Linked DNA regions of Mus musculus: region 2 is linked to region 1. Evidence: chromatin loops called from intact Hi-C (ENCODE). Cell type or tissue: heart. All regions are shown on one strand. Links, peaks and the distances in the headings refer to the core of each region. The heading gives the core; the rest is flanking DNA.

Evidence for each region. Hi-C counts contacts between places; a loop is a spot of excess contacts. Peaks named below come from ENCODE experiments on the same cell type or tissue, not always from the same donor. Only the 100,000 strongest peaks of a DNase experiment are listed, where the experiment ranks them.
Region 2: a loop joins it to region 1, with 2.5 times the contacts of the local background. A loop is called at or near these places in 5 of 42 quality-filtered maps.

The regions. Positions count from the first base shown.
Region 1 is chr13:24,329,765-24,345,060 of GRCm38, forward strand. All of the region lies in intron 1 of Cmah (cytidine monophospho-N-acetylneuraminic acid hydroxylase), which reads left to right. It overlaps Gm11342 (predicted gene 11342), which reads right to left. Exons shown (of 4, transcript NR_167750.1): 3 at 7,488-7,618; 4 at 6,935-7,187. Among named protein-coding and RNA genes, the nearest start is that of Cmah, 10 kb to the left of the region's middle. In heart, for the core only: a CTCF peak has its summit at 8,284 (motif pointing right); a DNase peak (open chromatin) is centred at 8,727.
Region 2 is chr13:24,471,368-24,486,663 of GRCm38, forward strand. Cmah (cytidine monophospho-N-acetylneuraminic acid hydroxylase) reads left to right here. Exons shown (of 17, transcript NM_001111110.2): 17 at 1-5,922. It overlaps Gm22013 (a small nuclear RNA gene), which reads right to left; the gene lies at 15,295-15,296. Among named protein-coding and RNA genes, the nearest start is that of Gm22013, 7.7 kb to the right of the region's middle. In heart, for the core only: a CTCF peak has its summit at 10,697; a DNase peak (open chromatin) is centred at 6,434; H3K27ac peaks cover 2,120 bases.

The sequences.
Region 1 (15,296 bases), core at 3,624-11,623:
CTCTCCTTCAGAATGTAGCCGAGCTAAGTAACCTCGATTTTACAGAGCTGTGCCTTTTGGCCAACACCAGATATCCCACGTCCCCCAGAGCCTGTATGTACGTGATTTGGGGTCCCTTTCTTGCATCTTTCTCCAGTTTCTGCTGCAACAAGGTCATCTGCATACTGAACAAGAGTTATATCTGGGCTATTAACTCTGTGCTCACTCAGGTCCTCATGCAGAGCTTCATCAAACATAGTGGGGGAGTTCTCATAACCTTGAGGCAGGCGAGTCCAGGTAAGTTGTCCATTAATGCTCTTCTCAGGATCATGCCACTCAAAGGCAAAATACTCCTGGCTCTTGGGGGCCAAGGGTATGCTGAAGAAAACGTCCTTTAAGTTCAGGACAGAATGCCATTTCTGATCTGGAGGTAGAGAGCTCAACAGGGTATAAGGGGTAAGGCACTGTGGGATGTATGTCCATTACTCTGCAGTTAACTTTTCACAGATCTTGGACAGGGCAGTAGTCATTGGACTTTGCCTTTTTCACAGGCAATAATGGAGTGTTCCCGGTCAACTCTCATGGCCTCAGGACTCTCACAGCCAGCAGTTTCCAGATATGGGGATTGATCCCCTTCAGTGCCTCTTGGGACATGGAATATTGGCAGACTCTCTCTGGATCTGCTCCTGGATTGAGCTCTACAAATACAGGAGGTCGATGTTTTGCAAGTCCCATTCCTCTGGTCTCTGCCCATGCCCGGGGAAATGTTTCCAGCCAGACATCTAGGTCTTGTTTGGGGCTGGCTGGTGATTCATACAGTCTATATTCAGCCTCAGAGACCAGGTTAAGTGTCAGCACCTGTATTGGATTTCCTTTCCAGTCTGTTAGCCAGACTTTCCCAGGGTCAAAATGAATCTGAGCTCTCATTTTTGTTAGTAAATTTCTCCTCAACAAGGGTTATGGGCATTCAGGGATCACTAAAAGGAGTGGGACACTTGTCCAGTTCCCAAGTCCTTTGAGTAGTCCATGAATTTGCTTGGCGCCTGTGGCTCCCTGGGCCCAGGATTTTTTACTAGACAAAGGCCCTTCAGCCTTTATGAGCACCGAATGTTGGGCTCCAGTATCCACCAGGAAGCTCAGAGGCTCTACCCCAACTCTGAGGGTTACCATGGGCTTGGGGAGGGGGTCTGAGCCTGATCCCCCTCAAGTCTTCTTCAGTGACCATGATCTTGTTTTTAAGCTTTTTCTTTGGGCACTCTCTGGCCCAGTGTCCTTCCTCTTTACAGTAAGCACACTGATCCTTACCCAAGGCTCTCTCTGGGTTCTGGCTGGCAGCTTTCTTTTGGCTCCCTCCCTTCTGCAATGTTCTGGAGCTGGCGCCTCGTCTATTTCTGGTCTGAATTACCAAGGGCTAGCAGGATTTTTGCTATATCTCTGCTTAACATCTTCCCTGGGTTGGCCTTTTCCTCATCTTTAGTTTTCCTGTTATGGTACACTTCCTCTGCCACTCCCACTAAATCTCTCAATGACTTTTCTCATAATCTCTGTAGTTTCTGTAACTTCCTTCTTATGTCCGGTGACGATTGGTTTATGAATGTAGCACCACTGTATTTGTGTTTGCCAAATCTTCAGGATCTAAGTGTGTGTAACAGCGGAAAGCATCCATAATCCTCTCAGGAAACTCTGCAGGGTTCTCATTATCTCTCTGCCTGACATCATAAACCTCAGCCAAATTGGTGGGTAGCTTAGCAGTGGCCCTGAGACCCGCCATCAGAGACTGCCGATAAACTCAGAGACAATCCCTACCTTCTCCCGTGTTGTAGTCCCAGGCTGGTTTTCTGAGAGGGAGCCCTTCGTCCGTGTCTGCTGGGTTTTGGGTTTCTTGCAATGATTCCTTGTAGCCTAGACTGAGCTTCAACTGACTGTGTAGTTGAGAATGACCTTGAGCTCCTCAAAATGTTTTCATTTATATTTTAAAAGTTTACTTTGTGTTAAGGGGGCTGCATATGTCACAGCACACGTGTGGAGAGCACAGGACAACTTTTGGCAATCAGTTCTCTTCTTTCACCTTACGGGTCCTGGGAATTGAATTCAGGTCACCAATTGGGCCTGACAGCAAGTTCTTTTAGCCACTGAGCCATCTCTATGACCTGTAACCTGGATCAGCAGATTTTCTTCAGTGACAGAGTCCTGTGTGGGAGGTGCCAGGGGATGAAAGATAAAGAAGATAGAAGAGATGGACTCAGGAGGTCTTACATATGCTGTGACGTATGCCAAGCAAGCTTAAGAAGCACAGCATCTTATATGCTATTTACGGGAGAGAAATGGGATGAACCCAGCAGAATCTGTCATACAGTGGACCTGACCTCTGTAAGCAGAGCTTCTAGAAGCTGCTGATGCATGCCATAGTAGGCTGCTGGTTTGTGGAGGTGTGGCTTCAGCAAGTTCTTGCTGGAGACCTAATGCAAATGGCTTGATGGATTTGACACACCTGAGTTGATGCCACTGAGGCTGATGAAGCTCTACTCTGTTCTAGTAGCATGCCTTCTGATGTAGAACACGGCAGGCAGAAATCCCAGGGAAGCTCACTCCATAGAGGTATAAAAGCTGTAGCCAATAGGACGTGCTGGCTCACATCTGTAATCCCAGCACTCAAGAGGCTGAGGTTTGAGAGTGGCTGTTAGTTTGAGGCTAGCCTGGGTTTCATAGTGAATTTCAGGTGTGAGAAATTTGTCTTAAGCTGGTTTAGTAATTGCCCCTGCTTCTGCTCATAAACCCTGCCCCTTGCCATTTATTCCTGTTGGTTAGATTAGCTTAGTTTTTTTTTTTTTAAACATGTAATCAGCTTTCCTGCAATGGTGACTCACTGCTGAATTGGAGACCGTGTACACTCATAAATTTTGGAATGTTTCAGTGTTTAAACACTGTCACCTTTATACTTCCCTTCTGTTCTCTCCCAGCGGCTTTCCAAGACAGCCCCATCAGGGGTGGACTGTGGGGTGGGACCTCAGACAACGAGGAACAGCTCTCAATAGGGATAAAGGATAGAGGCCATGCTGACCATGTGTGCTTACCCCTCTGGGGTTTGGACCATGCAACCTTCCATCCAGAAGTTAATAAGGCATTACCAAGACACTGTAACTGATGAGGTAGTCCTCTTTTTTACAATATTAAACACATTTCTAACACAGGCTGGCCTGGAATAGAGTGAGAACCCCATGTCAGTTCCAAGTCTGAAATGGAACTTTCCCGTCCTGGTCTTCTGCATGTTTTGCTTATGGCTGTGGTGAATTCCATTTGGGCTAGTTGGAGAAAATTCTGAGGCAATATTGAAAACAATATTTCCTCTGTTATCTGAGGCAAAGGATATAGGCTGTATATAGACTCAGCTTAATTTTTTCTGTGTGTGCACACATATCTGCATATGCAAGTGTGCTTGAGTGTGTGTGTGGGGGGGGTGCAGAGGACAATTTCTCCAGGTGCCTTTCATCTTCTTGTCCGAGACAGCCTGGGGCTTTGCAGAGAAGGATAAACTAGCTGGTCAGTGTGCTTCTAGGGGTCTTCCTGTCTCAGCTCCCATTCCCCCATCACGGGGATTACAAGCATGGGCCACTGCTCAGGCTTCTTACCTGGATTCTGGTGAAGCAATCTCAGATTTCTATGTGCGTGACTTGGGGGTTTTACCAGTTGAGACTGCTCCCCAGCCCATGTCCAGTTTTTCCTTTTACCTTTCCTTGAAAATAGATTTTTTTTTTCCCTCACGCAATATATCCTTTTTACGGTTCTCCCTCCTATACTCCTCCCAGCTCCTCACCATCTGTCTGCCTCTCTTTAGAAAACAAATAAACTTCTATGGGCAATAATAAAATATAGTAAGATAAAACCAAAACTAACACATTGGAATTGGATAGCACAAACAGAATGAAAAGAGACCAAGAAAAGGCACAAGAATCAGAGAGCTTCTTATTTACACACTCAGGAATCCCAGAAAAACACTAACCTGGAAGCAATTGTATGTACACAAAGGACCTGTAGAGTAAAAAGGGAGAAAAGAATAAAATAAGACAAAACTTTAAAAAAATAAGATAAAATTAAAGTGGGTGAGGAGCCCTGATGTGATATTATGAGACAAGGAACCTCCAAAGATGCTGTTGATTTCATTTTCTGTTGGCCATTCACTGCTGGATATGCAGCCTACCCTTAAGAGAAATTTTGTTCCCCCAGTGAGACTCCCTTGGAGGAAACTAAGTTTTCATGTGCAAGTGGTTATCAGTTGGACATAGCTCCTGGGTTATGGACAGGGGCTTCTGTCCACTTCTCCCTTCAAGCTCTAGGATGCCTTGTTAGGGCAGACCTGCAGACCCATGCTGCCTCCGACTGTGAGTTCATATATGCTTTCATCATGTTGACTTAGAGGGTCTTCCTTCCTTGCTATCTTTTATCACTGTAGTTCTTATACTCTTTCTGCTGTCTCCTCAGCAGGATTCCATGAGCCCCATGGGAAGAGATTGGATGGAGACATCGCATGAAAGGCTTAGTGTTCCAAGGTCTCTAACTCTCTGCGTAGTATTTGTCTGTGGGCCTCTGTATTTGTTTCCCTCTGCTGCAGGAGGAAGCTTCTCTGATAATGGCTGAACAAGGCACTGATCTCTGAGTTTAGCATAATGTCATTAGGAGTCATTTCACTGCTACATTTTTTTTAAATTTTTTTTATTTTTTTTTATTTTTTTGTAAGAACAGTAGTATTTGATCTTACCCAAATACTCTGACTCTCTGGGCTATTTGGTTTCAAGTTCTTGGTCACTCAAGTTGTGGATTCCACCTTTTGCAGTGGGCTTTCAGTCTAATCAGATACTGGTTGTTCATTCCCATATACTCTGTGCTTCTAACACACTAGCATATCTTGTCGGCGACACCATTGTTGATAAAAGAGTTTGTGACTGGGTTGATGTTTATGTTTCTTTTTTGACAATATGCAGGGTACTTCTCTGTATCAAAGACACTAACACATCAAGGTGAAGACTCTACATAGGCACCAGTTCAACGTCTCTGTGTTCAATGAGTTGTGTAGATGTTTTCAGCAATGGGACCTTGTCATCAGATTGTGGAGAGCCACCTATAGTCTTGGCAACAGATTGAATTGTTTAGGGATGCCCATGGAACCCCATTGCCAACAAATCAATTCGATGTAACCCAATCCTAGTACCAGAAGGTTCATTTGGAGACAATAGCTGTCCAATTGGGGCTACCTTACCTCATAATTTGGTAATATCTTTTAGATTATCTTCATACATGTGTATGTTTTAGGAAACTTCTACTGTATTAGGTTCCCATATTACCCCTAAAATGTCCTTAATTTTAGCTGTCTCTTTCTATATTCCCTCTTTGTCCCCCTGTTCCTTCCTCCTCTCCATTTGACCCTCCTATTTCAGCCCCCCCATCTATCCATAACTAAATATTCTAATTCACTTTTTTAGGGGGATCTACTCTCTCCCCTCAGTCCCTTATCTCATACTTAACCTCTGTGGTTCTACAGATTGTAGCTTGGTTACTATTGACTTAGCAACTAATATCCACATACATACCATATTTGTTGTTCTGGATATGGGATACCTCACTTAAAATTATTTTTTCTAATTCTATCCATTTATCTGCAATTTCATGATTTTATTTTATTTAATGGTTGATTAATATTCAATTATATAAATGTATAACTTTTTTTTATCCACTACTGTCAAGGGAGGATATTTAGGTTGTTTTCAATTTTTGGCTATTATGAATAAATAAAGCAGACACGAATATAGTTGAGCAAGTGCCTTTGTGAATGGATGAAGCATCCTTTGGGTATATGTCAAAGAATGGTATAGCTGTATCTTGAGGTAGATCAATCCCACCTTCCCGAGGAACTGCCACACTGATTTTCATGGTGGCTATACATGTCTGCACTCTCATCAGCAATAGAAGAGAGTTACCCTTGTTCTACATCCTTGCCAGCATGAGCTATCACTTGTCTTAGCCAGTCAGACAGAGGTAAAATGAAAGCTTAAAGGACTTTTGGTTTACATTTCCCTGATGGTGAAGGATGTTAAACATTTAAATGTTTCTCAATCATTTGAGTTTCCTCTTTCGAGATTTTTTTGTTGTTGTTATTGTTTAGATCTGTATACCACTTTTTTCTTTCTTTTTCTTTATTAATCAATATTGCATTTCTCACATTTTACTTGTCTTTTAGTGTCTACAATTGAACATTATGCTGGTTACATTTTCAGAGATTCTAATCAATTAGAAGTGAGAAGACATATTCTCAGGGTTTTCTCGTCTGTATCATAAACATACATAAACTTTTTAAATTTAAACAAAATGTAATGTAATGCTGCATTGATAGGCAAGGTTGTTTGACTGTCTCTTTTTTGTTTTGTGGAAAACTTCACATATAAGGAATTCATTATATGATCTATGCTGTCCTCTCTCCCACTTCTGTGTACCACTTTTTAACTGAGGTATTTGTTTCCTTGATACCTAGGATTTTTTTTTTTAGATTTTTTTCCCTATATTTTGAATAGTAGCCCTCTATTAAATGTGTAGTTGGTAAAACATTTTCCATTTTGTAGGCTGCCACTTTGTCTGAATAATGCTGTCCTTTGACATGCAGAATCTTTTCAGTTTCACAAGGTCCAATTAATTAATTGTGGATCTTAGTGACCATGTTAATAGTGTTCTGTTCAGAAAGTCTTTTTCTGTGCCAAAGAGTTCAGGGCTATTTCCCACTTTCTCTTCTATCAGGTTCAGTGTATTTGATTTTATGTTGAAGCCTTTGATCCATTTGGAGTTGAGTTTTGTGTGAGGTGACAGGTATGGATCTATTTGGATCTTCTAGATGCGGCTGCCCAGGTTAACTAGCACCATTTGTTGAAGATGCTGTTTATTTTGTCTCCATTGTGTATTTCTGGACTTCTTTATAGGTGAACACATGAATTCTTTAATAGCACAAGTTGTCTTTGAGTTTCAGCATAGACTTTCTAAGCACTACTATGTACTAGCAACCTGATTTCCCTTTAGTAATCTGAATCTGTCATCCCGGCGACTTGTCATTGTCTTTCTGTGCCCTTCACTTCAGTAGTAGGAGGAAACCCAATAGTTGTTGTTGGCACTCCTGGCCTCCAACCAGCAGAACTCAGCATCATGGAAGGAGATGAAGAATCCTGCAACTGTTAGATAAGAGAATGAGCAGAATTATCCTCCTCTAGAAAGCCAGACTGGCAGGAGGAATGACATCATACATTGCCTGTCATATACGTTTACTAGTGGCTGTCTGTGAGAGCATATTCTTCTAGACTATTATACCCTAACTGGTACATTTAAAACTTGAGTTTTGGTTAGCCCATTCCTAGCCTGTTACCTGGGATCCCCTTGTTTTCTAGGACATGGGTCAATCCAGTGAGATTGAGCAGGTGTCGTGGCACACACCTGTGGTCCTAGCAGTTGGGAGAAGCTGTCTTGGCACACACCTGTAGTCCTAGTAGTTGGGAGAAGCTGTCGTGGCACACACCTGTGGTCCTAGCAGTTGGGAGAAGCTGTCGTGGCACACACCTGCAGTCCTAGCAGTTGGGAGAAGCTGTCGTGGCACACACCTGTGGTCCTAGCAGTTGGGAGAAGAAGGAGAATTGAGAGTTCAAAGTGATTCTTGGCTACATAGCAAGTTGGAGGCCAACCTAAACTATGTGAGCCCTGCATCAAAGTGAACCCTGCCTCAAAACAGTGCTGATAAAAACCAGTGCACTCCACAAGGATGTGCTGTGAAGCAAAAATCCATGGACTACCACGAAGATTGTATTACCATGGTGTCACCGTGACAAAATATCTGACAGAGGAAACTTAAGGAAGGGCTTATTGGGGTTCGTTCATCCTTTGAGGGTATAGTCCATCATGATGGTGAAGGCATGGTAGCAAGAGAGAAAAAGAGTGGGGGGAGGGGGATGGTGGTACTCAAATCACTTTTACTCTCTCCAGAATCTCAGCCCATGAGAGTACAACCCAAGTTCAACGTAAATCTTTCCTTGCAGTTAAACCTCTCTGAGAATGCTTACACACACACACACACACACACACACACACACCTCAGTTTGTTTCCTAGATGACTGTAGATCCATTGAGTTGACAATGGTGAGGAAGCAACACAGGATAGTGGTGTTGTGTGATACGTCCCAACTCTGAGAGCAGATCCAAATTTGGACTAGAATTAATTTTGATGAGGAAGAAACACTCCCCTTTCTGTGGTACAAGAGTCCCATTATAATCTGGGCTGCCACTAGGTGGCAATGGTTCTGTACTAAGGACTCAGCTGACCTCTGTTCTTGACATATGGGTCATCTGATCATTCTTTAAAGAGGGGAGTCACGCTAGCCACCTCAGCCACTAGTACCCCTTTGTATTTAAGGGGGAAAGGCTGATGTAGAGAATGGCCCCTTGTTCATCAGCAGTGGCTGTCTTTTGGGAAGTGTATTAGTTATTTTTTCGCCTCTGTGATTAACAACTCAACAGCACAAGGGTTTATTTTGGTTCCAGGTTTGAGGTTTATAGTAGCAGGAAAGGCAAAATGGCAGAATTGTCTTTGGTGAGGGTGCCATGTAGAGCTTGATACAACTGTGTGCCCACATCTGGGCAGATCAGGAAGCAGAGAGTTGGGTGGACTTCTGCTTAGTTTCCTTCCTCCTCTTCAATTTTAGCTCATGGGGTGGAGTCATTCACATGCAGGGCGGGTCTTCTTGTCTCTGTAATCTTTGGACAAGCTCTCACAAATGTTCCCAGAAGTAAGTCTCCCAGGGTATTCTAAGGTCAGTCAAGCTGACAACAAAGATGAATTACTTAGAATCCAGATACACACTGGCTGTGAGTTTCCTAATACTGTTCTCCATCCAAGAGTAGACGTGTTCCTACTGAAACACGTCAGAAACAAGGCAAGCATGCCAGCAATCAACAGTGGGGCCCCAAAGGGGGAGAGAAAATGTCTTCTCTCAGAAGCCTTGAACCTGCCTGCCAGAACCATTTGCGAGAAAAGGAAGGGTGAAGCCTTTTTCCACTTCCTGAGTTCCCATCTGTCAATGTTCATGGAGTGTTAACCTCTCCTCCTTTTGTGTTGTTTGTGTGATGTTGCTGAGCCAATCCTCAGGGCACAGATGCACCATCAGATGGCACCTGAATGAGATTGGGTAAAGAAGTCAGAAGTGCTGAAGAGCTCCCAGCATAGAGTGTACACCAGGACAGGGGTTGCACCTTAGTGGCAGAGAACTTGTTTATCAAGAGCAAGGTCATAGTCTCAATTCCTAAAACTGCAAATAAGCATTATTGTCAGACAGCTGTAAGAGAGAAAATACTGTCTGATTTGCATAAATATGATTATTTATATAGAAAATCAAAGGGATATCACAATGTAAAGTAATTGATAAGATTGCAACAACCTTTCCAGACTGAAAAATATATGAAGTCCACACTGTATCTGCAAACTCTTTAGAAAAAGCATTAGAGCTGGGCCATGGTGGTGCATGCCTTTAATCCCAGCACTCAGGAGGCAGAGGCAGATCTCTGTGAGTTCAAGTCCAGCCTGGTCTGCAGAGTGAGTCCTAGGAAAGCCAAGGCTACACTGAGAAACCAAAGGAAAGAGAAAGGGGTCAGGGAGGGAGATAAAAGGCAATAGAAAAAAATTCCTGTGTCTGAAACAAAGATGTTAAAATATGATAAAATTCAATGGAGACTTAGAGCTGTTTGCGATGGTGGTTTCTCCGTTCTCTGTGTGTAGTACATTATTTTGTTGTTGTTGTTATTTACGTATATGGGGGAGTATATGTATACTTGTATGTTCAGATACCTTTGGAGCATCAAATCCCTTGGAGCTAGAGGTATAGGCATTTGTGAGCTGCCAGATGTGGGTGCTGGAATCTAAATTCTGGTCCTCATGACATAATAGCATCTTAACCACTGGGCCATCTCTCATTAGTATCCATAAAAAGTGCTTTTGTAAAGGGTATTTTTAAAGGCTTATTTTATTTTTACTTATGCATATACGTATATCTGTGTGGGGTATACGCATATGCCCAAGGAGGCTCATTATTGGGCTCCCCTGGATCCAGAATGACAGGTGACAGTAAGCTCCCAACCTGAATGCTGGGAACTGAACTCCACCCAGTCTTCTGCAAGAGCAGAATACACAGTTAACTACTAAGTGCTCTCTCCAGCCATATAAAACCATTTTTAAGCAATTAAGCTAGAATTTAATATGAATCAATCAGCATCCTGACTTTATTTTCTGTGGGAACTTTAGCTTTGCTCTCCCTTGGATTGTTGCCCTTGTTATCTGGTCAGTGTTTATGGTTCTAACAGGACTGCCAATAGCACTGGGAACTCTCCTGGAAACAAACCAAATACTCAATGAAAGGGAGTCACAAATGGAAGACTAGATACCTATTTCAGTGTTGTGCCTGACTTGTGAATCCTAAAAGGCCACCAAGGAGTCAATTCTGATGCAATCCCAGTAGGGTCTCAAGCTTGAGCCACACAGCTGTCTCTGACACAGCAGAAATGGAGGGTGAAGCCTCAAGCTCTCACCAGGACAAGGTTTTATAGGAAATGGCAAGCAATTGAGGGGGTTTCTAGCCTGGCACACATGTAACTTTAAGTTTTTCAAACCTTATTTTTAATAATGGTTCTTAAACACTTTAACATCCCCTTTAGCCCACCACCCACCAGAGGTAGTGGGAAAGAAAGGATGGGGGTTGGGAGTATGGACCTGTTTAGAAAGGTTCCTTAGGGCAACTCCTATCAGCAGCTTCCAGGTTAGCAACGGCAGCTCGATCCACTCGAAAACATTTCACAGATATGCCAGCAGCACAGTTTCATTTGAGTCGTGATAGCAAACATGAATCAGCAACAGTGGTACTACTTAGCAGAGACAGCCAGGCCTCAGCCTCAGCTCAAGTCAGCAGGAGGGACCATGAGGGACACCAGAAGTTCTCTGCTGTGCCTTTCTTGGGGAAGTTAAGATCAGCAAAGATACAAGACCCACAAGCATTGAACAGCGAGCTCTATAAGCAAACCAAGCTCTGTCTTCTTCACTGTCCATCGAGTCCTATTTATACCCTCCAGGCATCATGTGCCCTCTGCAGGTCTTACCTCAGCACGTGTATCTAATCAGCATGAGTTTGTGGAGTCTTGACAAATGCAGCTCAACTATGCAATGTAAGGCAAACTAATACATATGTGTTGTTAGCAAAGAATCTTTTATCATGTGCTCTTTCATGTTCTTGCTTTAGCAGAATACCCTTTCTCCTGGGTCAGCTTCAGTGAAATGTTCCGTCGTGAGTGTGCCTCAGTCTTTCACCTGTGTTCACTTCAGGAAAACACTCCATCACTTGTTTGCCCCAGCAAAACACCATCCAACACAACTGACTTGCCAAAGAACCCTTAAAGTTTCTACTACTCACACAGCTGACTGGGGGCTATTATGGAATTTTGTTGCCCTTTAAAATAATTGGCTGGTGCTGGGAGTCAAACTATAAACTTAATTTCTGCTTTCCTCCTGATTGGGGGTTCTTAGGAAGTGAAGTGACAGGGGCAGCTTGTAACCTGGAGGTCCAGGCTTGTTGGGGAGTGACCTGGAAACTGGTGCTAGAGAGTTCAACTTTAAGTCAGATTGTCTAAGATGGAGTCTGAACACAAGATCTGGTTGCTGTCCAGACAAGTGCATTCTCACATACACCAGCCTTTGTTGTGGATGTGAGACAAACCTTTCTCCCCAATTTAAAGCTGATAAAAAGCTAGAGCCTGTGATTGGGCAGTAGAGAGAGAAAAATGCAGGACTTGAGGATTGAGTGAGAGGTCTCAGGAGAGACCGGGGGAAGAACAAGGAGAATAGGACAGAGGGAGAAGGAGGCCTCCATGAGTCCAGATGGAGCATGAGCATGTGCCAGGAGAAGTGCACCTTGAAGACAGGCTGAGAGAAGCAGCCGGGGAGAGACTCAAGTGATAAGGGGCATATGGGCTTGGATATAGGTGAGAATAGCATAGATTTTACCCAGTCCAGGCTTACAGCTTGTAAATAAAATACCAGGTTTCTGTTTCTTTTATATGGGCTAGCTAGAATAAATAATTCATTCATATATGGTGCCATGCAACCCAACCCTTTTAATTTCATATTCAGTTCTTAGACAGAGTCCTGGGTGAAAGATGGTTTTCTAGCCAAGAGTGGAGAACCAAAGCATTTCAGAGGCATGGCTCCATTAAGAGAAGCTGCTGCCTTGCAGCATAGCTGGTAGGTTGTATCGAGCAGAGGCTGCACTCAGATTGGAGTCTGAGTGCACTTCCTAGTACGTGGAGGGACTGAATATTACCTGCTAGGTCCTGCAGTCTTCATTGATGCAGCCAGTGGGAAAACAAAATATGCCTTCATGAAAAGCCTGCAGCTGTGCAGGGGCCTCGTGAGAGGAAAGTTTTGGCATAGGTTGGCAAACAGCAGCCCAACCCAGTTGGCACATGGACCCCAGATGACCGCAGAAACACATGCCGGTTCTAAGGCCACAAACCACAGTCAGGCTGAGGGCTGGGCTGAGCCAAAGGTGTGGAGTTAACTGCCATAGATATTTGTTGATCTGAGGAGCCTACAGCTGCACTGAAGGGTAAAAGGAACCTTCCCCCAAAGCTACAAAGGGACTGAAAACCCCAAACTTCTAAACTGTGTATAAAATTTAATAGGAAGAAATATTTACTTTTAAAAAAATGAAAAGGTAAAGTTTCCAAAGGAAGGAGAGAGTTATTTGTTAAGGTTTGGTTGATCACTATGTATTGTAACACTAAATACTAGCTCTCCAAGGTCTGGTTGCCCCTAGGGACAAGGATATCCTCACATACACCAAGTGATGTTTAAAACTATTGGTTGAATAAAGATGCCTATGGCCTATAGCTGGGTACAAGAGAGGTAGGTAGAGTTTCAGTTCACAGGCTTGGAGTCTGAGGCAGAGACCATGAGAGGAGAGAGGAAGTGGTGAGAGAAGACACCATGGAGAAAGGGATCTTGAGGAATGGCTATAAGAGCTGGCCAGTCAGATTTAGGGCAGCCCTGGCAGAACAGGGCAAGTCATATCTCAGGGCTATTGACAGGGAAGTAGACATAATAGCATGAGGGGAGATATCTGTCCAGCTCTAGAGCTTTAAAACTTTTTATCTTTTACTTGGAAACTCAATGATCAAAAAATCAGGTAGAAATCTCCAATTGAGATTAACTATTTACCACGCCAGTTGTAAGTTAAAACGGATTTTTTCCACATTAAAAATGGAAAAGATGGGGGTTCCCGGATTCCACATAGTCTGGTCTACGCAGGTGAGAGTGTGGACTGCAGAGGCTAACAGCTTCTGGGACAGGTGGAAGCCACAGAGCTTCTGGGGCAGACCGTGTTTTGGGCTCCAGACACCAGGGTACCTTCCCTGCCAGAGGAGAGGTGTCCGCCCCACTCAGGAGGGATTTGCCACAGCATCTCGGGGAGCCATCTTGGTTCTGGGATTCTGCCTAGACTACTCTGCGCAGGGGAGAGTGTGGACTGCAGAGGCTAACAGCTTCTGGGACAGGTGGAAGCCACAGAGCTTCTGGGGCAGACCGTGTTTTGGGCTCCAGACACCAGGGTACCTTCCCTGCCAGAGGAGAGGTGTCCGCCCCACTCAGGAGGGATTTGCCACAGCATCTCGGGGAGCCATCTTGGTTCTGGGATTCTGCCTAGACTACTCTGCACAGGGGAGAGTGTGGACTGCAGAAGCTACACAGATTCTGGGACAAACCCTGTTTCGGGCCTTCATCCTCTGCCAAGAGGCAGGTCCGAACACCAGATATCTGTCCACCTTCCCTGCAAGAGGAGAGCTTGTCTAAAGAGTGCTCTAACCACTGAAACTCAGGAGAGAGCTAGTCTTCCAGGTCTGCTGATAGAGGCTAAAAGAATCTCGAGAGGAACAAGTGCTAACCAGAGACAACTATAACAACTAAATCCAGAGATTACCAGATGGCGAAAGGCAAACGTAAGAGTCTTACTAACAGAAACCAAGACCACTCACCATCATCAGAACCCAGCACTCCCACCTCAGCCAGACCTGGATACCCCAACACACCCGAAAAGCTAGACCTGGATTTAAAAGCATATCTCATGATGGTAGAAGACATCAAGAAGGACTTTAATAACTCACTTAAAGAAATATAGGAGAACACTGCTAAAGAGTTACAAGTCCTTAAAGAAAAACAGGAAAACACATCCAAACAGGTGATGGAAATGAAAAAAACCATACTAGACCTAAAAAGGGAAGTAGACACAATAAAGAAAACCCAAAGTGAGGCAACACTGGAGATAGAAACCCTAGGAAAGAAATCTGGAACCATAGATGCGAGCATCAGCAACAGAATACAAGAGATGGAAGAAAGAATCTCAGGTGCAGAAGATTCCATAGAGAACATCGGTACAACAATCAAAGAAAATGCAAAATGCAAAAAGATCCTAACTCAAAACATCCAGGAAATCCAGGACACAATGAGAAGATCAAACCTACAGATAATAGGAGTAGATGAGAATGAAGATTTTCAACTTAAAGGGCCAGCAAATATCTTCAACAAAATTATAGAAGAAAACTTCCCAAACCTAAAGAAAGAGATGACCATGAACGTACAAAAAGCCTTCAGAACTCCAAATACACCTGACCAGAAAATAAATTCCTCCTGACACATAATAATCAGAACAACAAATGCACCAAATAAAGATAGAATATTAAAAGCAGTAAGGGAAAAAGGTCAAGTAACATATAAAGGCAGGCCTATCAGAATTACACCAGACTTTTCACCAGAGACTATGAAAGCCAGAAGATCCTGGACAGATTAACAGATACTAAGAGAACACAAATGTCAGCCCAGGCTACTATACCCAGCCAAACTTTCAATTACCATTGATGGAGAAACCAAAGTATTCCACGACAAAACCAAATTACCACATTAACTTTCCACAAATCCAGCCCTTCAAAGGATAATAACAGGAAAAAAAAACCAATACAAGGATGAAAACCACATCCTAGAAAAAGCAAGAAAGTAATCCTTCAACAAACCTAAAAGAAGACAGCCACAAGAACAGAATGCCAACTCTAACAACAAAAATAATAGGAAGCAACAATTACTTTTCCTTAGTATCTCTTAATATCAATAGACTCAATTTCCCAATAAAAAGACATAGACTAACAGACTGGCTACACAAACAGGACCCAACATTTTGCTGCTTACAGGAAACCCATCTCAGGGAAAA
Region 2 (15,296 bases), core at 3,074-11,073, 140 kb after region 1:
GTGGGCATGGCAGAATGATTGAGCAGGAAGCTCCACCCCTGAGCAAGCAGGTTTCAGGCTGGGGGAGGGGAGACTACATCTCCTCCCTGTTGTTAATAAAAATAAAAAAAAATAGAAAAGGCTGGCCTGAGGCAAAAAATCAATCTATGCTCAATAGTCCTGCCTGAATTCTTAGGGCTAAAGAAAAAAAAAAAACCTGTCTCCGTGGGATTTCCTATCTTTTCTTATGGTAAACTGTATCTGGCTAAGACTGTACTTTCTATCCTAGTAAACAACTAACAGAAAAGCCCTGAGCTGTAGGCTCTGACTTTATAATGCTAATTAGTACTGAATAGGTAACTTCCTAGTTGAATTTTAAGTAGGGCATTGGAACCCTGGCTAAGTTTGACTGAACAAATTTGAAATACACTTTATTAAGAATAACACTGAGTTGATATTCCTCAGCATTTTTGGATGACAGGTGGGAAACAGGGAGGAAGGGTATGACCGGCTCGGTAGTACAAGGCCAATTGTCTTTTTTAGGGTGGGAGACTGTGAAGGGCTTGCCCTTCTAACAGTACGGTCTCCAACCTCTCTCCCCCCTATTAATTAAGTTTAAAAAGGCCACACTTAACTGAGGTGATCAAATGATTTTCTCATCCGTAGATGAGTGAGCTTTTAACCTTGGCTTGGGTGGACATTGACCCGATTCCTCTCGTGGGTGCTGTTACGACCCACACCTGTGGCTCTTGGTATCTTTTGGGGAGGGGAGGCAGAGCCGTAGATATTTTTGTTTTTTAGCTGTAAATAGATACCAACCTCCGTCAAACCGGGTTTATCCCACAGGAAACTCAGAAATGGTCAAGCTGGACCTTCCCCTGCAGTAATTCTCTGCACCAAGCCATACCCATACTGTATTTGTAAGATCACGAACCAGTGTGCACAGTTCTGAGGACTGTGCAGCTCCTAAGGGAGAATTGTCAACCTCAGATTTAGCAAGGCCTAGGCAAGAATTATGTCATTAGTAACACCACGATTTGTGGCTAAAATAGGAGCTGGAAGTCGTTCCTCTTCATCCCTGTTATTCCCATAGCCTGAGGAACTAAGGACACCTTGCAGTAACAGCAAGGGTGAAAAGCCAGAGGCTAGCTAAGGGACTAAGCCCGTCTATCAGAATAAAAACCAATCTCTATTAATATTAGAAATATCTACTTTCCTAGCCCTCTTGGTAAACCTAAATTTTAACTCAGACTGAAAGCCACATGCTGGAATGTCCTTGGAATGAAGATAGCATTTGCCACCTGTGTGCTCTTGGGGGCGGGGGATGCATGCCCACTGTAGTTCTGCTGAAGGTGTAGATTGACCTGCTTGAAAGACAAAAATCTTAGAGAGTGAAGAGTAACATCACAAAGCTTCTTTTGGGGAAGTTCAGGTACTTTATTCATTTGCAAATTGTAAGGCTAAGGCTAGTCTCAGGCCTCCTGTGGGGGAGCTGGCTCAGAGAGTAGCAGGAAAACAGCTTTCCTGGGAGCTTTAGTTTCCAGCTGAATTTTAAGCAAAAGAGGAATTTTAGTCCTCAAGGTGATACTTATAAGAAGATTCAGAATCTGTGTTCATCTGACGAATTAATCTCTCTGGCAGCCACCATGCTCTATCTTCATCTCGTGAAAAAACACAAACTGAGCCCCTTCCCCAGATTAGAACCGGATCCGGACCCTACTATTTGCTAGTCAGTGGGTCCTTCCATTTTACCAATGCATAAGAATTAGAAGTAACTAGATGCCAGTGGCAATCCACTGCTGACTGACCTTTAATATTGGTTGCAAAATATTTAGAACAAATAAGGTAAAGGCAAGATGAGCCTTTGGTGACCTTGGGGGATGTGCTCTGAATTAACTTTGCTAGGTAATTTAGAATATAGGAATCTCTAACGTTGGACTGAATATTAGACCAGTCTAAGATTGAGTTAGAATGACTGGTCACACTGAAGAAAAGAGAAAAATCATTATGACTCTATTAAATGACTAATTTTACCAAGTCAGTATGCACAGTCTCTGATGAACTATTGCCATAAAGTTAAAAGGCTAGAAGCTAGTCTAAACTGGAAAAATGACAAGCAAGGATGGATCTAAAACATGAATTTAATTTAGTTTTTTAGTCATTTCAATCAGAACACTGAGTCAACTTACCTGCCAGCTCGTCACACGAATTAATATGCTTCTGCAGCGTTCTGTGGAGAGAACCTGTTTTTTCCTTTCCTAATAAGGTAGCTGTTTTAGGATCAATCTATAAGCCAATAAGTAGATCCCTTTAAGATACTATAAAGCATTTATTAAATTCTTTGACATTTAAATTTCAAATTTCGAAAATAAAGGTATGATTTAAATAGTGTGTATGGGAATGCACTAAATAGTATGTACGGGGATACAATTTCTCTCTTTTTTGTCTTTTAAGAAGTTAAAGTTTTAAAATTTCACAATACCTAACCTTTTGAATTAATAACTTGTTGACAAAACATTTTAAATACTTGGCTGTAAAGGGGCAGTGACTAATTGCACTTTCAATCATTTTTCTTAAGGAGCGGTTGTAACTAGAAAGCTTGAAAAGTTATTAAGAGTCACATGTGCATAATTTATTTATTAACTAGAAATATGCATAAGCAATTGCAAATTTGAGAATTAATAGTATCTGAGGGATGAACAATTTTAAGCAATTGTGAGCTCAGAGATATGGCATTGACTATTAATATACAAATTAAGGTTTGATTGTTCAGCATTTTAAAACACCATCTACAGCACACAACTAGATTATTTGTGCTGGAACAGGGGAGACTGTGTGTCTTAAGACTCTGCCCCACAGCAGCTAGTTGGGCCCACGTGGGCCAACAATCGGCTGGGAGGATGAGAAAAACGACTTTACAATAATGTTTTTTCTGGCCAAAGAATTGTCTTGGGCACAACTAATATTTAATTACCAATGAATATAATTAATAACAATTATAAAAGCTTTATTTTTTTGTAAAACCTTTTGTAGTAAACTAAAACCCTCAGTAATAAAAGGATATTGTCTCTGAATCTCTTGGGTGAGAGCAAGGATTTAAGGTAAACTTTCTTTAAGAAGCATTAGTTAATAAAATACTTTCCACTTAGGAAAAAATATACACTGAAAGATTAAAACTCTTGGCTTCTTGTATAGAAGCAGAAACAATAAAAATTTTTCTTACATAATGTAAAGTTACATTAGCCATACCTAGAGGCAGAATTTTCTAGTGATTACAGTTCACTAGAAGCAAAACTCTTTGAATTTAAGCATTATTTTAAACATCTGAATAGATCTGTAACACTGTTAAAAAGAAATTTTCTTGAACACAGGGAAAAACTTTCTCAGGCACTGTTTGCAAAACACAAGAAGGCCACAAGCCACTCTGGGGCTGCCCAGAGCCCTGTATTGACTCAAACGTAAAATACTTTTTAATCTGAGCATCCTGGCCCTCCTGTAATAAGGACTGATTCTAGAGGAACAATTTAACTGTCTATGCCTCTAATTTTTGATACTCTATCTTAAGATGACTTACAGTTAAAACGTTCTTCACAACTTTAGTGTTGTGAAAAAATTGCCCATACTGCAGTTTCCTGCCAGGCAGCGACTATAGCCAAACTGATTGTCTAATCTATTCACAAAGACAAACATAACTAGATAACTCTGTCACAGTTTTTATGAAGTGAGCTGTATTAGCTCTCTCATAAGATGATTACTCTTGTAATAATCTTAATTAACAATATATGGGTGAGTAGAAAATCTTAAATTTGCCAACTGCAAGCTGCAGTCAATGGAACACTGGCAGTTTTAACCATAATTTTTAAGTTTTTTGTGCAAGGTTAGGATAATACCTACAACCTTGGGAAAGCAAAACCCAAGTTTAAAACAATTTATCATCTTTAAAATCAATATTAGAAGCATTACCATCATATTACGAAGTTTGGCTGCCAATTAATACCTATGAATAGCTATTAAAGCAAGCTTTGATGCTTTAATAAAGAGGCATTGCTTTAAATCTTATCTTAAATTTTACTATTTAGGATAGGAACCACATTAATTATTATCTAAACTAGAAATATCTTTAGAGACCCAGCCTCTTGGCCTGCCTTATGCCACGTGTCGGAAGGACTCTAAACTTGAGTTATCAAATTTAACACTAACCATCTGTAGCAATGTAACAATTATTAATCTTAACCAACAACTTATGAGCTGAATGTGAAAATATGCAGAGCACATTTTCAATAAAAAAGGAACCAAATGAAGCAGTTACATTTAGACCAATCAGAGAATATTAATTTTTGTAGCTACAATCATAGAATAAAAGGAACTTTACCATTTGTCAAACACATTAATCATGAACCATTTATCAGCTTTTTTACTCCAAAACTAAGAGGCTGTACACTCGCCCTTTTCTCCTAAAACGAACAGTTTTTCCAGCAGGGGCCCTCCTGCCATGTGTTTGATTCCTAGCTGAAGCACGTGGCAGCTCTCGGCTTTGCAGATAAAGTTTTTTATACCATCTTTATTATCCAACATAAAACATAGAACATTCATTCATACAGACAGGACACGAACATACATGAATTGAACACGAGAACAGATTGGTGCACCAGACATTACACGAGACACAAAAGGGACAGAGTACTCCTGCTATAAGGCCCAGAGAGAAATTTCTCTCTGCTTTTTTGGGACATTTTCCTCCCTCATGATGCAGTTTTTATTAACTGCGGCAATCCGCCTGATTATTAATTTCCTTTTAATAAACCCTTTCTTTTCTCACGCCTAATGTAGCTTCGGAGAGCCACGGCCTGTTACCCAGCTCCTCTTAAGCTTCACTGCTGAACCTAAGTGAACCAGTGCTCGGGTTTAACGCTGTTTCAGTTTAGCCCATACTGACCTTCTCTGGTATGAATTTCCTTTATCCTTTAATTATTTCATGGAGCTCCAAACCAGCAGTGCCTCTTCCAAAAATCCTTTGCCGTTTCTCAGTCCCGCGTTGGTTCGCCAAATGTTGTGTCTGGCCAGCAGATCACAGCCTGGGTTCTAGCCTGGAAAGGCATTTTGGAAACCTGGAAGAGAAGAGGGTCTAGGTGGCAAGATAAAAAAATGCAGCTAAGACAGTTATTCTGATCAAAGCTCAATTTTACTGTTCTGCACGCAGTTATAAAGCAGGGGAAGGGGGCCCAATTCCCGCCAATTAGTCTTGGGGTCCAATAGCAGTATGACCACGTGCAAGGCTCTGAACAGCAAAGCGGCAGGTTCCAGCAGTGGGCATGGCAGAATGATTGAGCAGGAAGCTCTACCCCTGAGCAAGCAGGTTTCAGGCTGGGGGAGGGGAGACTACAGAATATAAGAATCTCAAAATGTCTTCAAATATAACTACAGCAAAAAGGCCATGAAAAAGCACCCCTTTTAGAATTTGAAAAACATTGTTTCAATGTTTAAAATAGGCAAATAAGTTGGCTGAGGGCTTGTTTGTTTGTTTTTCTGTCTATTTGATTGTTTCTAATGTACTGATGTATTTCTAAGGAACTGTAATTGTTACCCAGGGTTCTCCTTTGCACGTTGTTTTTCCATCCTGCAGTCAAGTGCACTCTCTGCCTCTGTCACCTACCTCTTGAATTTGACTTCAGAATCGCTGCCTAGCTCTAATCAATGAAAGACTATCTCCTTCTCATTAAAATGAGCAACAAGAATAGTTGACTATTCTTGTTTATATCATACTAGAAAAAATTTAAATACTTGGAAGTCAGAGATTAGACTTTGTAATTTATACTAGAGAGTAAATTATTCAGTTACTACTAAAATAATATAATGTTTATCCAAATATATGTTCAGATATATATGATGGGCAAATAAAAGATTGTTTTAAAAATAAAAGTTTGTTTTCTCACTCTGTAGCCCAGGCTGATCTCAAACTAGTGTCAATCCTCCTGCTTCAGTTGTCCAACTGCTGAGGTTGCAGGAGTCACCACACTGGACTAAGATCTGTGTCTTAGGATAAAAAGTCGCACCTTTCTCCTGAACTCTTAGAAACGCTGCATTAAATAAAGGTCATCTTGGTCACCTTTCCATTTCTCTTCCTGAGATCACCAGTCCCCTCTGCCCTCTGGTGTGAGACTTCCTTCTCTCTGGCTTAAGCAAAAGTGGAATCATATTTGGTAGGCATTTTTCATATCCTTTAATGAAGTTTAAAGGAAATGTCCCCTTTAGTAATGAGATACAGAAAGGATTGGTGGGGGGAGTAGGGAAGGAGGGAGGGAGGGGAAGAGAGGGGGGAGGGAAAGAGGGAGGGAGGGAGGGAGGGAGGGAGGCCTAGGCTGGCCTTAAATTCCTGTCCTGCCTTTTCCCCAGTGCTGGATCACATGCCTGTGCTAATCATGTGCCGTTCGTGTGTGCCTTTTTTAGTACAAAGAGTGACAGAGCCACAGAAAACGTACAGTCTTTAAATAAATAGCGCTGGGTGACTTGGATGATAAGGGTGGGTAGGACTGGGACTCACTCCTAACCTGGATAGAGTCAAGTATATATATATTTTTAACATGAACGGAACCTGTCACTTCTAGGCAGACAAAATGACAGTATTTCTGGGACAGAGTGGAAAGGAAATGCTCTGAGCCCTGAGAAGATCGTGCCCACCTCTGGCAGCTGTGTGTGCACAGCACAGTACCATAGTATGTCCTGGCTTCCTAGAAGAGACGCTGTGAGCAGTAGAACTCCCCACCAAGACTCTGGAAACTCGTTCTGTTTCATTGATATAACTGTCATTTTCTACCCAAAGCACACTGTGTGCATGGATTCATAGCAGGCTCTGAAATAAGACATGTTCCTACTCTTGTTATTCTCCTTTATCCACACTTTAAGGCAGGCATTCATCTACCATCCACCCATCCACCCATCCACCCATCCATTCCTTCCTTCCTCTGTTTATGTAATGCAAGCTGGCCTTGAACTCCAGATCCTCCTGCCCCATCCTCTCAAGTATAACGATTTGTGTATAGACTACTACACCCCTTTTCAAAGCTATTGCACATCTCTATAGTAACTTAAGATAGTTTGTCCTACTATGGCTTATTTTTGAATATCATGGGCTACCGGGATGGCTCAGTGAGTCAAGGCTTGCAGCCAAGTCTAATCCTCAGAACCAACATGGTGGAAGGAAAGAAACAACTCCTGAAAATTGTCGTCTGACCTCCACATGTGCATCTTGGCATGAGCAAGCACACATGTGCTCCTGTACGTGTGCACACACACACACACACACACACACACACACACACACACACACACCATATCAAAAATTTAAAAAGAAAATTGTAACAGAAAAGTTATTATTAGCAACTGTTTCCCTGTTTGCATGAACCTAGATTGAGGATCTGAGAGTGTGGTGACAGAAGTGAGGAGGCAGGGACTTCTAGAGAGACGGCCCTGAGGAGGACACCCACAGACATGGTGTGGGGAGTTTTAGTCAGTTTAGAGAAACAGAACCACACGCACAGGGACACATATAAATGAGCAAAACAAACAACCCTAGACACTAAGAACCCAGGAGTCAATTCCTAAGGCTGGGTAGTCACAGAACAGAAGTCTCTCACTGGGGGAATGTCCTGTCCAGTAGTTCAGTCCACATGCAGGGTGCTTCAGTGAAGACCAAAAGGATCTGGAGAGCTGCTGGTCCTAGCCCACAAGGAATACTGGGAGAGCTGGTTCTACTGTCAGAGAAGGAATCAGAGGCAGCAACAGAGCACATACCACTCTGCAGCAAGAGGGGAGGTCATGTGAGCAAAAGGTGACCTGACCTTCGTTCTGAAAATAGCCCCTTTTATTTAGTTTCCTTCCTAAATTGTGGCAAGTTGATACCAGAACCAACCACAACATAGGGCATTCCTACAAGCACTTTGTGGAGTCTCCACAGTTCATATGCTCAGCCAATAAAGTGAATGCCATGCACACATGAAGAACCGAGTTCAGATTTCCAGCGCCCATGCAAATCCCTGCGGTTATAGTGTGTATCCATGATCCCAACTGGAGGGGAGTGGGGATGCAGAGATGGGAGGAGCCCTGGAGCTCATTGTCAAGACAAGCCAGCTGAAATGATGAGCTTCAGGTTCAGTGAGGTACACCCTGTCACACAAAATAAGGTAGAGAGCAATTGAGGAAGGCACCTGACATTGACCTCTGACCTCTCAGCACACAGTCACACATCCAACACACACACACACACACACTCAGGTCAAGGAAAACCTGTAACTGAAAGCATTTACACTGATGCCCTGGCTTTCCCAGGACTCACGCCTTCCATGAGCTCTGCTTCTACCAGTGGGGTCACAGCCATCGCTGTCTAGGGCAGTGGTTCTCAACCTGTGGGCCATGACCCCTTTGGAGGTTGAATGACTGTTTTGCAGGGGTCACTTATGTCCATCAGAAAACACAAATATTTACATTATGATTCATAACAGCAGCAAAACTACAAAGATGAAGTAGCAATGAAAATAATTTCATGGTAGGGGGAGGAGTCACCACAACATGAGGAACTGTATTAAAGGGTCCCAACATGAGGGAAGTTGAGAACCACTGCTGTAGGGAAAAATACAGGGATTTCTTCTTCTCTCCCCCACATCCTCCTCCTCCTCCTCCCCCTCCTCCTCCTCCTCCTCCTCCTCCTCTTCCTCCTCCTCCTCCTCTTCCTCCTCCTCCTTCTTCCTTCCCCCCCTTCTTTCTTCTAACTGCATTCCTGGCACATTAGAGAAATCAAGCCAATCTTTTGGTTTCTCTTGCAGACAAATTAGTAGGCTAGTAGTCATCATTTTTGAAGTATTATACTTTAAAAACTGACATGATTTCAACTGGTAATTATCTCCATTAAAATGTATTCCTCTTGTACAAATAAACACCATGTAAATAATAAGTATACAAAAGTAAAATAACAAATGTCGCCACCCATGAAAACAATGTAGGGTTTTTTGTTGTTTACTGATCCAAAAAGGTATAAAGTTTATTTTTAGAAAATTATGTTATAAGAAATATAACTTTTAGGCTGGTACATGCCTTTTCTCCCAGCACTCTGTGGGCAGAAGGAGGCAAGTCTCTGTGAGTTCCAAGAACGATCTAATTTTTATATTAAAATAAGAGAATACCTAATAGTGTGTACACGTGGTTTTGTGTGTATATGCAAGTTTATGTGAGCATGCTTTTTCTGTGTGTGTGTGTCTGTGTGCGCGCATGTGATACATTTAGATTCTTTCCATTGGCTAGAATTCCTGAGGCTGGGTAACTGAACTGTGGCTTTTGCTGACATCGGCTCAGTCTTCCAAGGCATGGACAGGCCTGTGCGTATGACCGCCCTGGAGTCTGTATTTACATAATTTGCATATGCTCCTATGCCTTTGCTGATTTTCCATGGAGTTCCACAACACTGATTCTGCAAAGACTCCTCCCTCTGCTATTTGCAATATAGACTAAGTTCTGATCACATTCTTGCTACGATAAAATATCCTGACAAAGGCGACTTCAGAGCAGGAGGCTTGTTTGTCTACAGTCACAAGCTACAGTTCTCCGTGTTGGAACAGTGAAGCCAGGAACTGGCAGCAGCCTGTCACGTCCACAGTGAGAGTAGAGCGGGAACAAATGGATGCCTGCTTTTGCTCAGCACCCTCTTGACATTTATCTGCTCCCCGCCCCAAACCCTGGGAACAGTGACACCCACAATAGGCAGATCTCCCCACCTCAATTAATGGGATCAGAATGATTGCCCCACAGATATGCCCACAGGCCAACCTCACTCTTCTGCACAGTCCCTCTCTGAGACTCTGTTTCCAGGTAGATCTAGGATGTGCCAAGTTGACAAGCAGACCTGACCATCACAGACTATTTCTCTCTTAAAATACCTTCAGAGGTTGGGATATAGTTCAACAGTACTACATCAGTCTATATAAGCCCCAGGCCATCCCCCAAAAACACCACCACTGTGAATACACTCTCTCGAGTGCACACACACGTACACACGTGCACACATGCACACACGAATGTACCCATGATTTCCTAAATGCCTTAAGGGTAATCATATTTTATGAAAAAAAAAAACCTAACAAATACTTTAAAATATACAGTACTTATACCAATCACAAGACATTAAATTACAAAAAATATAAGACTCTGTTTGACATGTTATTTTGTTTTTAATTAATAAATGTGTTTCTTTTTAGATAGTATATTTATTTGTTTGTTTGTTTGTTTGTTTATGTGTTTGTGTGGTTGTTTGTATGTGTACCACACGCATGTGCCTGCCGAGGCCAGAAAATGGCAGCAGATTCTACAAAGCTAGAGTTACGGGCAGTTGTGAGCAACTGGATATGGGCGCTGGGTATCAAACCTGGGGTGACTGCAAGAGCAACGAGACTCTTAACCACTGAACCATCTCTCAAGCCGGATTTATTTACTGGGAGGAGGGGCCACACATACCCTGCAGGGTAAGCTCTGTGGCAGGCACATCTCTACTCAGCCATCTCTCCAGCAACATGTATTATTATTTTAGCAGTAGAAGACCGAAGACAATTGAGAAAATAGGATAGCTGTCCAGAATGTAAAGATATTTACTTTTTCCTTTGGACACGCTGAACTACTCTAATTTGAGCTGGACAACACACCAAGGCCTGGGAAACTGCAATGAGCCAAAGTTGTCAGTAGGTGACAGAAGAGCACTGCACAGCACCAATTGAGCTCTTTGAGGCTGTTGAGCTGTTTGAGGTTATTGAGCTATTTGGTTGAGAGACTTACAGAGAAGCTATTCTCTTCAGGAGCACCTAAGGGGAGGAAGGCTTCCTTCCAGCACATTCCGTTCCAGGAATCACCCGTTTTTATGGGGAACCACCTAAGGCATTCAGGTTACATCTTGTAAAAGAAGAGCTCTTGTGAGGGCATACGACATCTTCATTCCTTCTGCCTTTCAGATTGAGGATAATCAGATCGTATATTTCTTTTCTAAAACAAGATGTTGGTGTGTAACCCGGGATGCTCTCAGACTCTCAGCTCTCTTCCTCCCTCCATTCCACAGTTCTGAGCTTATAAGAATTACAGACTTACCTCTGATTGGCAAGTGTCTATTTTCCCTGCAAACTCTGAGAAACTTTGTATAGCTGTATCCAAAGAAAGAAGTGTTTTCATAATGCCATAGAGAACAGTTTGAGTTTTGCTTCATTAGACAAAGCCACGTTTCTTCTTGTCTTCTGGGTCATTGCCTTCTCCTGCCTGCTCCTTTTCTAATTGTACATCTTTGGGAGACTAGGCATCAAAACAAGCCTGACTAAGGCCTTTATTTATGGATGTGCTGTCCAGTGAATACAAAAACACTAGAGTCCCTGGCTTAGTCCGGTTTTGTCAACTTGACACAAACCTAGACATTATCTGAGAAGATGAACCTCAAATGAGAAAATGCCTCCATCAGATTGCCTAGAGGAAACTCTAAGAACATTTTCTCCATTAAATATTGGTTTGAGAGGATGCAGCCTAGTGGGGGGGGGGCGTCTGGGTGTGTAAGAAAGCAGGCTGAGCAAGCCATGGTGGGCAAGCCAATGAGCACTGTTCCTCCATGGCCTCTGCTTCAGTTCCTGCTTCCAGGTCCCTGCCTTCAGATCCTGTACTGATTTCCATTTATTTCCGTTCCTTCTCTAGTTGCTCTTCATGGTGTCTTATAATAGGACTAGAGACCCTAAGACACGGGGTTCCAGAGATGGCTCAGTGGTTAGGGGAACTGACTATCCTTCCAGGGGACTTGGGTTCAAATCCCAACATCCACATGGCAGCTCACAGCGTCTGTAACTCCAAGATCTGACATTCCTACATAGACATACACTCAGGCAAAACACCAACACACATAAAATAAAGTAAATAAGATTTTTTTTAAAAAAGATGAAATAGAGGAAACCAAGACACTCCTCTAATGCTGAAAACTCTTTTGGTTTTTTTTTTTCTTTTTATCTTCCTCTTTTCTCTTCTCTTCTCTTCTCTTCTCTTCTCTTCTCTTCTCTTCTCTTCTCTTCTCTTTTCTTCTCTTCTCTTCTCTTCTCTTCTCTTTTTTCTTTCTTCTCTTTTCTTTAGAAAAGAGGACAGTGGATTCTTAGTGTGTTCCCAGCCCCAGCCCATGGATGTTCAGGAAGTGGAGTTTTTGCTCATAAACCAAGCTAGGTGGTGTGGCCACAGATATCACACTGCCAAAGGGCACAGCCCTGAGAGGCCTTGTGTGTTAGTGATCCTCTGGTATTCCAAAGGATGGGCCCTGCCTAATCGTCTACCACAGTGTATTTGGTTATTTGGGGATGGTCCTCTCAGTACAAATCTGTGAAGACCTTTGGTTCATTGGCACATTTATGGAGTCTTCGTTCAGTAGCTGTAATTGACTTGTGTATCCAGGCCCCAGCCAGCAAGAGAAGAGCTTCATTTCTCTCTCCTGCATAAAAGAACCCTAAGGCCACAGTGAGCTGCCTTCCTAAAATAGGTCAGATTCTTGCAAGGCCAGGCAGCAAAATGATGTTTCTAAGAACTGCAGGCCAATGCTTTCCTGGAAAAATTAATTAAAATATCAGCGGCTTCACAAGCCAAGAACAAGCATCGTATGGCCCTCTGGGTAGGAAGATGCTATAAGTATTAGGTTCAATTAGACTTTGGAGTCACAGTGACCAGGACTCTGGGACCATTACATCAGTGAGTCTCCATTGTCCTCCCCCTACCAGTTCAAGTCCTGCAAACCCTGGTGCATCTCCATGGCACTTATGGTGGATATGACATGTCTGTTAGGAATCATTGTCACTACTTTAGCCTTGGATACAGCACACAGAGTACTCATGAAGACAGACTGGCTCCGGCACCATTACCCAGCAAGTGTGGCATCTGTGTGCCTGTCCCAGAAGAGACCTATTCTGAGCTTAGAATTTCCTTTTCCCATCAAAAGGACAAGGCTTCAAACTTCAGTCATGTCTCTCAAGAGTGACTTGGGACAGGAAAGAGACAGTTGGGAGATAGTTGAGTGTCCCGAGTAAGAAGAAAAGGCTGCACTGGGAAACTGAAAAAAAAAATAATAACAATAAAAGGAGGGGGTCCCTCCCAGGGAATTCAGCCGGGGCTGTAAACTTCACAGAGCTTGTTAGACAAAGCAAAAACTGCATAGAAATAAAAATGCAAACCCCAACTTCAGGAGAGGAAGAATTGTGGATCGAAAGGAGAAAGGAACTGGGTCTCCAGAAAAAAGCACAATCCCTAATCTGTTCACAGGAGCCCACGCTCATTGGCACAATCAGCTTGGGGGGCGGGGTGGCGGGGGTCTCACTGACTTATGCTGTAATCGCTGGGCAGTTCCCACCGGGCACTCATGGCTTCTGGAGCTTGTAGTGCATAGACGATGGATTCCAACTTTAAAGGGTTTGACTTGCAATTTTTAAACTTCACAATGGTGCATAAGTGTACTCATTCTATCTTCCCCTTTCATAATACTTTTCGATATGGACACTTTGAAGCTTGGCTTTGTATTAGCAGTTCACTCAATTCCAGGCTAACGTAACCATTAGGGAAACTAGACCAGGCTGGGACATTCCACTTGTTAAGTTTATTTTGTTTGTACCCCTGATTGGCCTGCATATCATCATACAGCCTAGGCTGGCCTTGAACTTGCAGTGATCAATCCTCTTGATTCATTGCCTGAGTACTGAGCTAACAGCCAACAGCCAACAGCCACACTGCACTTGGCTTTGGTTTTTTGTTTTTTTTTTTGTTTTTGTCTTGTTTTGTTTTTTAATGTCTTTATAAATATATTTCCACGTTCATTGCATTGTAGCCCATAATAAGTGAAGATACATGAAGGTAACTGGGAGGGACCTGATGCTAAGTCTCATTCCAGATTTGGATTCAATTTTCTGTACTGGTTTTCATAGCTCCTCGGACCTGCCTTACCAGAGGCATGGCTGACTTTTTAGGGGCAGATCAAAGGAAGGTAAACTTTCCCTCTGCATTGCTGTGTGCCTGCTTCCCAAACACTCCTGCCCCGGCCCCATCTAGTTCCCAGCGCTCCTTTCTTCCTTTGCAGCCAAGGATCCCTGGCCTCTCCTTCCTGTATCTTCTGCATCCATCTCTCCTCTTCTGAACCTCAGAGCACCGGGCACCTGAGCATCTATTCCGTAGCCAGGCAGAGAATGTGAATTGCTCTTGACTGTTGGCTCTGGAGATCAGGGACAGCTTGTTGTAGCCTGTGGTCACACTGCCTGATCCACCCATGCTTTCTAGGAGCTCTTATTAGTAATAACACCTAAGACATACATAGCCATATCATGTACTATATATTCGGCCACACAATACAACACGCATTGATTCTGTCAAAATCCAAATGTGTTCGCAATCCTATTTCAGCATCAAGGAAATGGACTGTCAGGGATCTGGACATCTTGTATGGCCAAGGTCAGACCACCCCTTTGGATCCAGAATCTGCACTTGAATCTTTCTACATTCAAAGTAGGTGTCCCTAGTGCCCTGTCCGAGGTACAATGAAGGGGTAGAGGAAGTGGACCCAGGACCTTTGCAAGGATTCTAGGCAAGTTTGTAGCTTGTACCCTGTATGACCATCAGATCCGTAGTTTGCAGGGATGAGCCCCTAGCATGCAATCGTGGTGTGAGAAAAAGTGGGGGTGGATGATCAGAAACCATCGAATGGTTCCTGCCCCTGCCAGCCGTGCCTGCTGACCTCCCTGGGGAGGATGCCTTTCTCATCTAGATGACTGTCTGGGTTTTAAGGGCACATCTGCATATTTTCCCTTCCCCAGGTGCAGCAGCGACAGCGTGGATGTTTCAGATTCTTGGTGCTTTCAACGTTGGGTTATGTCAACAAGGCTGTCCTCTGAGGATATTAAAGAGTATGAGAGGGTTTCACTCGCCGGAGGAACATGAAGCAATATGATAACTTCCAAATTATTAACATTAGGTAAAAATAATTCCTGAATGTTCCAGTGCCAGTATAGACACCTTACTTTTACCCACGGCTCTCCATTAAAATGCAAAGCTTTTTAAATGTTTATTTTATTTTTAAAAGTATGTATGTGTGTGTGCACGTGTCTGGGTGCTCTGGGGTCATTGGAGTCCAGAGGAAGATGTTGGTTTTAGAGCTGGAGTTGCAGGTGGCTGTGAGCCACCCAGTGTCAATACTGGGAAATGAACTTGGGTCCTCGGCAAGAACAGCAAGTGCCCTTAAACCACTGAGGCTTATCTCCAGCTTCCAAATGCAAACTATTCTTAAAATA